Linked DNA regions of Homo sapiens: all the other regions are linked to region 1. The links are chromatin contacts, found by Hi-C or POLR2A ChIA-PET in ENCODE. All regions are on one chromosome and are shown on one strand. The core of a region is the stretch at or near the end of the contact, and the rest is flanking DNA. Distances in the headings are between cores, read along the strand shown.

Region 1 (3,047 bases), core at 472-2,971:
ATTTATATGTATGTATGTATCTATCTACCATCTATCTATCCATCCTCTACCTATTTTCCATCTATCTATCATCTATGTATGTATTATGTACCTATGTGTCTGTCATCTATGTATCTATTACCTATCTATCTTTTTAAAAATTTATTTAATAGAGACGGGGTCCCGTTATGTTGCCCAGGCTGGTCTTGAACTCTGGACTCAAGTGATCCTCCTGCCTCGGCCCCCCAAAGTGCTGGGATTACAGGCATGAGCCACCATGCCTGGCTGTACCTATCTATCTTTATCTACTCATCTATATATATTGTATGTATCTATCATCTATCTATCTATCTATCTATCTATCTATCTATCTATCTATCTATCATCTATCAATCATCTATGTGTCTTATCTATCATCTATCTTATCTATGTATCTCTATGACCTGTCTATCTATGTATCTATCTGTTATCTCTCTGGTTATCTGGTCTCCAGTGCCCACCTCCTCCTCCCAGTCTTTTCTCTCACCCTGACTCTGAACTTCTCCAGGCCTGGTGTTATGTTTTCTGTAGCGTGACCTTATAACTAACCATCCCATCGAAGACGCTTGGGGGAGTGAAAGGAGGGGCTATTAATACTTCTGCAAAAACTGGCGCTGCCCTGAGCACACTGGGATGCCTGGTGGTGGTGGTGGTTAGGTGTAGATTTCTCCCCATTCCTTAGTGCCTCACAAGGGTGCTGTAAAACGTTTGTCGAGTGTGTTTTATCAACAGTCTCAGAAGGGGTGGTAAAAAAAAATACTCGTTTGTTTCATACAGAGAGAAATTGCATTACAAAGTGATGACTTACAAAATCACCGAAAGGAAATCAATGGTGAGGTGGAGCCAAACCTCTGCTGTAGAATTTCTGGATTCAGATAACACAGAGCTCTCTCCATCAAGCATTTGTGTGCAGAAGCTAAGCTCCAGGCCCAGGGAGAGAGCTTGAAGCAAAGACATAATAAAACAGTAACAGCTGCTACCGAAGCTGTGTCATGCAACTTTGCTTAGCCCTTTACTGTATGGTCTCATTTATTCCTTAAGGAAGGTGAGATTATAATAGAAAAGGAAAATGAATGTGCCGCAGTCACACAAATCACTCACTACTACACTGCCACCAGAGCCCAACAGAGTAGCCACAATTGTTTTCTTCCTAAAAGGTGCAATGGAGTAATACTGCACAATTTCCATTTAGATGTCCCTTCAACACGTTTCCTGGGAATCTTAGAGCAGTTAACACCCATTTAGAAAGGAGCTTTTTCATTTCGTAAATATGTTCAGTGCACCAAAACAGGCAAACAAGATAACCCGAACTCTTAACTTGCCTCAGCACCTCACCCCTTAAGATACATAGAAACAAATCAGAAATTATGCTCAATAAGGAATTTGCAAGGCTGAGGAGGGGGAGCTGGAGTCAAATCAGCTGGGTCTTCCGCCCCCTTCAGTAGGAGGGGGAAGATTACTGCAGAGAATGTAACAAGGAGAATAAGAGAGAGGGAGGGAGGGGGAAGAGAGAGAGAGAGGGAGGGGGGTGGAGAAAGAGAGAGACAGAGAAGGAAAGGAAGAAAGAAAAAGAGAGAGAATAACTGTTGGTAACGGACAGCCCAAGAAAATTGTAGAAAAGTCCATCTCTGGTACCTACCTGGTGCCACCTTCCCCCCACCCCCGCGTTGTTTATTTATTTATTTATTTTTTCTAGCCACCACCATTTTGTTGCCTGGCAGAGGTGTGAGATGCAAGGCTGTTTACAAAGCCCCCAGCAAGAGCAATCCCATCATCAGGAGGTTTGCTTCCCCCCCGGGCCAGCCCTCTCGCTCTCCATGCCCGTCTTGGCTGCATGCGTTGTACCTAACACATTTAACCCGCGTTTCTTAAGAGTTCTGCAAAATGGTGTCTGCTGGTGTTTGCAAGGGAAGCTCCCGCTGGGCGTCCCGAGCTGGGTGGGAGCTGAGTGTGCGGTTCCCTAACGAGCTGGCGGCCGGCCTGAGCGGCTCTGATCTCCAATTCTGACGGCTTGTCCTTCAGGTGACCTATATTATCTGGCACCTCAGTTGCTGCTCACAAAGAAAAAGTATCACTGGAAGAAAGAAAAAAAAAATCCCAAGTGATTGTGTACATGCTCTTTATTGAGAATATTAAACTCAGACGCCCTCTGCTGGGCAAGACGGGAAGGGGAGGCTGGGAGTAGGGGAGGGTGGCCGGGAGGGCTCAGGAGAAGCCGGGGACGGCCTCCTTCCTGTGAGATCTGTGGGCATGATTCAGGGCAAAGGGCGCCCATCAGAGCTGCTTTAGGCAAAGGGAAATACAAAACAAAAGTGAAACCGCTGACAAGGAAATCATTTAATTGGGGAGAAATGACAACTTCTTCACTTGGATTTTTTTTTTTCCTGTTCCTAAAATTGTTGCTTTTGATAGGTGAGAGGGAATGGGGTGGGGGAGACTGCTGGACACTGCCAACTTATTCATCAAGACAAAGGGTTTGGGTTTCAGGGAAGTCCTAGCAAAGAGTGTGGCTCAGCGGGTAGAAGGGTAGCTGAAATACCAGGACATTTTTGAGAGTGAAACAGAGTGCTATGGATGATGATGCGGACACAGCAGGTATAGTCCAGAGTGTCCCAGGCAAATCTGACTACCTAGTCCAGCACTGCACAGAGAGCTTTCTAGGATGATATGAATGTTTTGCATCTGTCCTGTCCTATCTATCTATCTATTTATTTATTTATTTTTGAGACAGAGCCTTTCTCTGTTGCCCAGGCTGGAGTGCAGTGGCACGATCTCGGCTCACGGCAACCTCCAACTCTTAAGTTCAAGCGATTCTCGTACCCCAACCTCCCGAGTAGCTGGGATTACAGGCACCCGCCACCATGGCTGGCTAATTTTTGTATTTTTAGTAGAGACAGGGTTTCGCCGTGTTGGCCAGGATGGTCTCAAACTCCTGACCTCAGGTGATCCACCTGCCTCAGCCTCCCAAAGTGCCGGGATTACAGGCGCGAGCCACTGCGCCCGGACTGTCCTGTCCTATATGGTAACCA
Region 2 (3,050 bases), core at 219-2,718, 190 kb before region 1:
TGAGCCCCCAGTCTATTATGCCACACTCTGTGTCCATATTTATTTATTTATTTAGAGGCAGAATCTAGTTATGTTGCCCAGGCTGGACTCAGACTCTTGGACTCAAGCCATCCTCCTGCCTCAGCCTCCTGAGTAGCTGGGACTACAGACGTGAGCCACCTCACGCAGCATAAGAAAACCCCAATTTTGTTTCAAGTGAGAAAATATTCAGACCCAAAGAATTAGGATTGGTCTAAGTATGAGGTGACAAGCATGGAGAAGAAAAGTCAACCTGTGAACAAGGGTAGAGCAGAGAAGGAGATCAGGTCTATACCACATGGTTCCTTCAGTCTTCTTGCCGTGTGAGGTAATGAAAGGTGTTTCTTGCTTAAGCTATTGTTAGTCGGATAAGCAGTGAATTCCTGCTGCAAGGATTCCTAACTGCAACATATGCAATGGAGTTATATTAGATAAGGAGAAAAAAAATAATAGGAGAAGACAGAGGGCAGATAGAAGAAAGTAATTAAAACCAGCAGTCAGGCATTTTGGAATTCAGACCTCATTATTTTCATTTTCCAGATGAGAAAACTAAGGTTCCAGAGAAATGAACATAACTTGTTCAACATCTTAAAACTAGTCACCAGCAGACCTGGAATTCAAACCCAGATCTATTGGATACCAAAGACTGGTTTGAACAACTATATGTAATGCTTTGTATTGGGGTGTGTGTGTGTGTGTGTGTGTATGTGTGTGTAAGGGAGAGAGTGAGAGCTAGAGAGAGAGAGAGAGGGAGAACTAATGGTCACTGTTTGCTATGTGTCTGGTTATGTGCTTTACACTTTTGGCATATTGCTTTTCATTCTTAAATACAGCTTCAAATTTAGTTGTCATCTTCCTCATAATTTTATAAGAAAACGGAAATTCAAAAAGTTGAGTGACTTTAATAATTGAATATTGCCCAAAAGAAAAAAGGAAATTCTCTATGCCACCTGAGGTAGATCTAAAGAATTTTTCCCATCTCTATGTGCAGTGTATCTTTGTAGACCCTCCCATGAAGAAGTGGGGTCACTTTTTTTTTTTTTTTGAGACAGTGTCTCGCTCTGTCACCCAGGTTGGAGTGCAGTGGCACGATCTCGGCTCACTGCAAGCTCTGCCTCCCAGGTTCATGCCATTCTCCTGCCTCAGCCTCCTGAGTAGCTGGGACTACAGGCACCCACCACCACGCCCAGCTAATTTTTTGTATTTTTAGTAGAGACGGGGTTTCTCCATGTTGGCCAGGCTGGTCTTGAACTCCCGACCTCAGGTGATCTGCCCGCCTCAGCCTCCCAAAGTGCTGGGATTACAGCCATGAGCCACTGCGCCCAGCCAGAGTCACTTTTTTACCCTTTGAATCTGGGCTGAGCCATGTGATTTGTTTTGGCCAATATGTCATTAGCAAATGTTGGGGGAAACAGAGGCTTCCAAAGTACTTGTAAGCAGTACTTTGCTCTTTGGGAATTTTTACTGTCAAAGTAAGCTCTGCCGGGCGTGGTGGCTCACGCCTGTAATCCCAGCACTTTGGGAGGCCGAGGTGGGTGGATCACTCGAGGTCAGGAGTTCAAGACCGGCCTGGCCAACATGGTGAAACCCCATCTCTACCAAAAATACAAAAATTAGCTGGGCATGGTGGCAGGTGCCTGTAATCCCAACTACTTGGGAGAATGAGGCAGGAGAATCCCTTGAGCCCAGGAAGCGGAGGTTGCAGTGAGCTGAGATTGCATCACTGCACTCCAGCATAAGTGACAAAGTGAGACCCTGTCTCAAAAAAAAAGTACTTGTACCTTGGGGTTTGCCTTCTTACTTCTCCTGGGAACCCTATAACTTCATGTGAAGGAGCTAGCCTGTTGGATGATGACGTCCAGACATGTGACCCAGTTGCTCTTGTTACCCAGGTGATGGCCCCCAACCTCCACACATAGACAGGAAGCCGTCTTAGGATCATCTAGCCACCAGCTGACCACAGACACCTGGGAATACCCAGCAGTGATCATATGAGCTGGCCCAGAAAGGAAGAACCTCTCAGCCCACCTATAAAGTCACGAGCTAAACAAATGGTTGTTTTTAGCCACTAAATGTTGGAGTGGTTTGTTATGTGGCATAACTAATGGATACACTGACTTTCACTATATCAGACAAATATTGCAAATAATTGAGTGAAATGGATAGATATTGAGAATGTTTAATGTAAAGGTTTAAGTTAAATCTATCTTTTATGCAAAATACATGCCCATGTTCTGTTCCCTTTTTCTTTTTCTTTTTTTTTTTTTTGAGATAGAGTCTCGGTCTGCCAGGCTGGAGTGCGGTGGTGCGATCTCGGCTCACTGCAACCTCTGCCTCCCGGGCTCAAGCGATTTTCCTGCCTCAGCCTCCCAAGTAGCTGGGACTACAGGCACATGCCACCATGCCCGGCTAATTTTTGTATTTTTAGTAGACACAGGGTTTCACCATGTTGGTCAGGCTGGTCTCGAACTCCTGACCTCGTGATCCACCCGCCTCAGCCTCCCAAAGTGCTGGGATTATAGGCGTGAGCCACCACACCCGGCCAAACATAACTCTTCTTATAGTTATAATGATTCCGTGAAATAGGTCCTACTACCTCCCTCTTTTTTGTTGTAGTTGATTTTTAATTTTTAAGAGATGAGGTCTCACCATGTTGCCCAGGCTGGACTTGAACTCCCAGGCTCAAGCAATCCTCCCACCTAAACCTCAGGTGATCTGCCTGCCTCGGCCTCCCAAAATGCTGGGATTGCAGGCGTGAGCTACCTCGCCCAGCCTGTTCCCTTTTTCATTAGTGATAAGATCCTTGGCCATTAAAAGTTGTCAGTGAAGAAATATAGTGTCCCAGTGACGAGGAGTATGAAAAATACATTCTATTTTCACATCTTAAATGTCATTAAGATGTTGAAAGTGTTAAATATCAAATTCAAACTCAACTAGGTTTGACCAGCTTGTCCCAGTTTGTCTGGGATTTTTACATTTTAGTACTGAAAGTCCTGTGTCCAAGGAAACCCCTCAGTCCAGGAAAAACTGGG
Region 3 (3,146 bases), core at 236-2,735, 260 kb before region 1:
TGTTGAGAAACTGTTAATGCAGCAACTTTCTCCGGGTTAGAGTTGGATTAACTAACAAGCTTCTGAGGAAAATATTAAAATTTCCCGTGATTTTCCACAGTGGCTATTTAATATATATTACATCAAGCAAGCAGGTAAAGAAAAGCAATACTTTCAGGTGTAAATACAGCACCTGGATTGGGTTGATTTTGGTAATTCGGTTTTTTTCCTTAGACAAAGCTAGGTTTTCAAGCCAAACAGTACACAGCTGTAGAAAACAGTCACTTAAAATTTCAAAAGGTTGCTCTGTATGTGTAATTACTATTATTATTATTATTTCAGACAGAGTCTTGCTCTGTCGCCCAGACTGGAGTGCAGTGGTGTGATCTCGACTCACTGCAACGCTCAAGGGATTCCCATGCCTCAGCCTCCTGAGTAGCTCGGTGTAAAATTACAGGCATGTGCCACCACGCCCGGCTAATTTTTGTATTTTTAATAGAGATGGGGTTTCGCCATGTTGGCTAGGCTGTTCTGGAACTCCTAACCTCAAGTGATCCGCCCACTTCGGCCTCCCAAGGTCCTGAGATGACAGGTGTGAGCCACCTTGCCCGGCCCCGTATGTGTAATTATGTATCTACTTTTATTCTTGATGTTGTTTATAAGTACATTCCCTCTTGTTTTTCTTACTCATTCTTACCAATGGACTTAAACTTAATTTTATTGGACTTTACAAAGAATGAGTGATTTTTTTTTTTTTTTTTGAGACGGAGACCCCGTCGCCCAGACTGGGGTACAGTGGCGCAATCTCGGCTCACTGCAAGCTCCGCCTCCCGGGTTCACGCCATTCTCCTGCCTCAGCTTGCCGAGTAGCTGGGACTACAGGCGCCCCGCCCGGCTAATTTTTTGTATTTTTAGTTTAGACGGGGTTTGTTTCACCCTGTTAGCCAGGATGGTCTCCATCTCCTGACCTCATAATCGGCCCGCCTTGGCCTCCCAAAGTGCTGGGATTACAGGCGTGAGCCACCGCGCCCAGCCGAATCAGTGATTTTACTGATCAAAAAGTATTGGTTGTTTTTTATTTATGTGACAACTTCCGCTCTTAAGTTTATGAATTCCTTTGTATATTAGATTATGGAAGTGTCTTTAAGAAATAAATACAATTTTAAAATATCTATCTACAGGTAATATCCACATCTCTATGTCTATCGATAGAGAATAACATTTAGGGAAACGGAGAGGGGAGAGGGAGCTAGAATGGAAAGGGCACCTCACAGATGATTTCTCCCCTAACAAATTTTTGTTTTGTTTTGTTTTGCTTTGAGATTTTACTTTTTTGCAAGAAGAATCTATTTAGGTATTAGTTGAATTTTTCATCGGTCAGGTCCAAAGAACAAGGGGGGGTGGGGAGGGGACGGCGGGAGAGTGTGGCAGGGTGTGGGCGGGGCAGGAAGAAATGGGGGCCCACCCTGAAGGCTTTCTTAGGTCCTTTTCTCAGCCATTTTCCTCCTTCCCCAACCGGAGAATTGCCCCGCGTGTGCAAGGAGCGGCGTGCCTCCACGCAGCAGCAACAACAACAGCCGCGCGAGTGGCCGCAGCGTCCACGCCGCCCGCGAGTGGCCGCAGCGTCCACGCCGCCAGCGCAAAGTCGGTGCGCACAGCCTGGCGCGAGTTCGAAGCTGGAGAGGGCTGTAAAATAGATTGGGGGGCGGGGGAGACCACGTGATTTTCTGGAACGCTGGCTCGCCTCTTTATTTTGATTCTCGAGTAAACTTACAATCCCCAAAATGCGTTGAGGGCATCGGAAAGAGTAAAGTCACGTTCCGCTGGAAAGGATCACTTCTTAAGTTCACATGAACCTATTCTTTGATCCTCCTTCATTGCTGCTTAAGATTTACTTCTCTTTCAAATCAAATAATGTGTTTCTTTCTCATTCTGAGAAAAGCTTTCAAGATGTGATTTCCCTTTTGAAACACTTTGAAGTCTTTCCCCAGCACATCCTTTCTTAAAGGGATTTGGTAAGAGGAGATAGGCCTGGAGGCCAGGGCATTTTAAAGTCACTTTCCAAATACCCTGTGTTCCCTTAAAGAGTCTTGAATTGAAACATCCCAGCTGCTGGAAGACGTTTCCAAATGTGACTCTGTGGCTGCAACACCCTAATGTCTTCTCTCCTAGGACCCTGGTGGGTCATAAAGACAGACAGAGCAGAAAGGAAGCCTTTAGTTTTTTAAGTAAAGCCACTTCCATGGGCTTCCTAAAACAACAAGGATTCTCACATTTAGTTAGTCCTCTCTGTTAGGACATCAAGGGAGAAACAGCTGAAATCCAGGGCTGAACATTTCCTGGCGCGGCTAGATTTGAAGCTTCCAGTATGTGGAGTATCACCTTCATTCCCTCTGGGGGCGTCTATATGGTTTGTGCCAGGTGGGAGCACCTGCCCCGTGGTGGCCAAAAATACTGACAGCAATTCAAGCTTCTCACTTCCGAATGAGATGTTTGTACACGAAGTGACCTTTAATTGTGTCTTAGAAACTCATGTCAGATCAACATGTGGTTTCACTTATTCAGGAGAGGTTATTACATTTCAAGCTGTTTTGTGTTAGTTTTTAGCATTTAAATGAAGTATTTTCTCTTTCATATATTTGATGTGGCTCAAAGAAGCTTGCTTCTTTTTCTTTTTTTTCCTTCATAGATTTTATTGTTTGATTAGATCTTTTTGTCAAGTCAGATCAAAGATGGCTTTTCCTTTCTTTAGGAGAGAGATCTTTTATGAAAACAAATCAATAGAACAGATTTCACAGTAAAGAGGCATTTTGTTTAAAAGATTTTGAAAAGAGGAAAAAGATTACAATGAGGGTAGAAGAGAGATGTTTTTATTTTTGTATTCTATTTGTCTGTCAAAGAGTTAGATGAAAGCAAATACTTTGGCATTCTCAACTTCAGATTTACTGTGGGGAGGCTTTGCAGACTCAGCTAGATAGACACATCCTTATAGAAGAATTCACTTTACCTTTTAGCATCTGGGAATATCCGAGAGCTGGTGGCTCCTCCCTACCTATCCCTGCTCCCTCCTAAGATGATGTAGATGCTGGATTCTTGGCTTTTTGGCATCTTTTTCAGATGAACTCCTTCACATGCTTCAAGAGAAAATGCAGGAGTTTCTAGATAGC

The links. Hi-C counts contacts between places; a loop is a spot of excess contacts on that map. ChIA-PET counts read pairs that join two places held with the same protein, here RNA polymerase II (POLR2A). Pooled maps may share reads with other maps.
Region 2: a loop to region 1 is called in a map of B cell, with 3 times the contacts of the local background. The contact joins the enhancer-like site here to the promoter of BCAS1-AS1 in region 1. A Hi-C loop is called at or near these places in 12 of 168 maps with a recorded cell type or tissue (B cell, Calu3, GM12878 and 9 more), 28 of 37 single-sample maps with no recorded cell type and 17 of 50 pooled maps. POLR2A ChIA-PET finds 5 or more read pairs at or near these places in 20 of 52 experiments (A549, AG04449, AG04450 and 15 more).
Region 3: a loop to region 1 is called in a map of CD4-positive, alpha-beta T cell, with 2.8 times the contacts of the local background. The contact joins the enhancer-like site here to the promoter of BCAS1-AS1 in region 1. A Hi-C loop is called at or near these places in 9 of 168 maps with a recorded cell type or tissue (CD4-positive, alpha-beta T cell, CD8-positive, alpha-beta T cell, Caco-2 and 5 more), 34 of 37 single-sample maps with no recorded cell type and 21 of 50 pooled maps. POLR2A ChIA-PET finds 5 or more read pairs at or near these places in 14 of 52 experiments (A549, A673, BJ and 10 more).

The regions. Positions count from the first base shown.
Region 1 is chr20:53,913,768-53,916,814 of GRCh38, forward strand. BCAS1-AS1 (BCAS1 antisense RNA 1) reads left to right here and starts at 1,722. Exons shown (of 5, transcript NR_199019.1): 1 at 1,722-1,799.
Region 2 is chr20:53,727,821-53,730,870 of GRCh38, forward strand. No RefSeq gene overlaps it. Among named protein-coding and RNA genes, the nearest start is that of ZNF217, 140 kb to the left of the region's middle. RefSeq lists enhancers at 732-1,232, 1,633-1,682, 1,963-2,062. Within about 2 kb of position 1,469, at least 4 of the 41 ENCODE cell types and tissues checked have a DNase peak (open chromatin) inside an H3K27ac peak, as active enhancers do; they include B cell, GM12878 and OCI-LY7, where a contact is called at or near this core.
Region 3 is chr20:53,658,711-53,661,856 of GRCh38, forward strand. No RefSeq gene overlaps it. Among named protein-coding and RNA genes, the nearest start is that of ZNF217, 66 kb to the left of the region's middle. RefSeq lists enhancers at 1,502-1,561, 1,572-1,631, 2,552-2,611. Within about 2 kb of position 1,486, at least 19 of the 41 ENCODE cell types and tissues checked have a DNase peak (open chromatin) inside an H3K27ac peak, as active enhancers do; they include CD4-positive, alpha-beta T cell, CD8-positive, alpha-beta T cell, GM12878 and 1 more, where a contact is called at or near this core.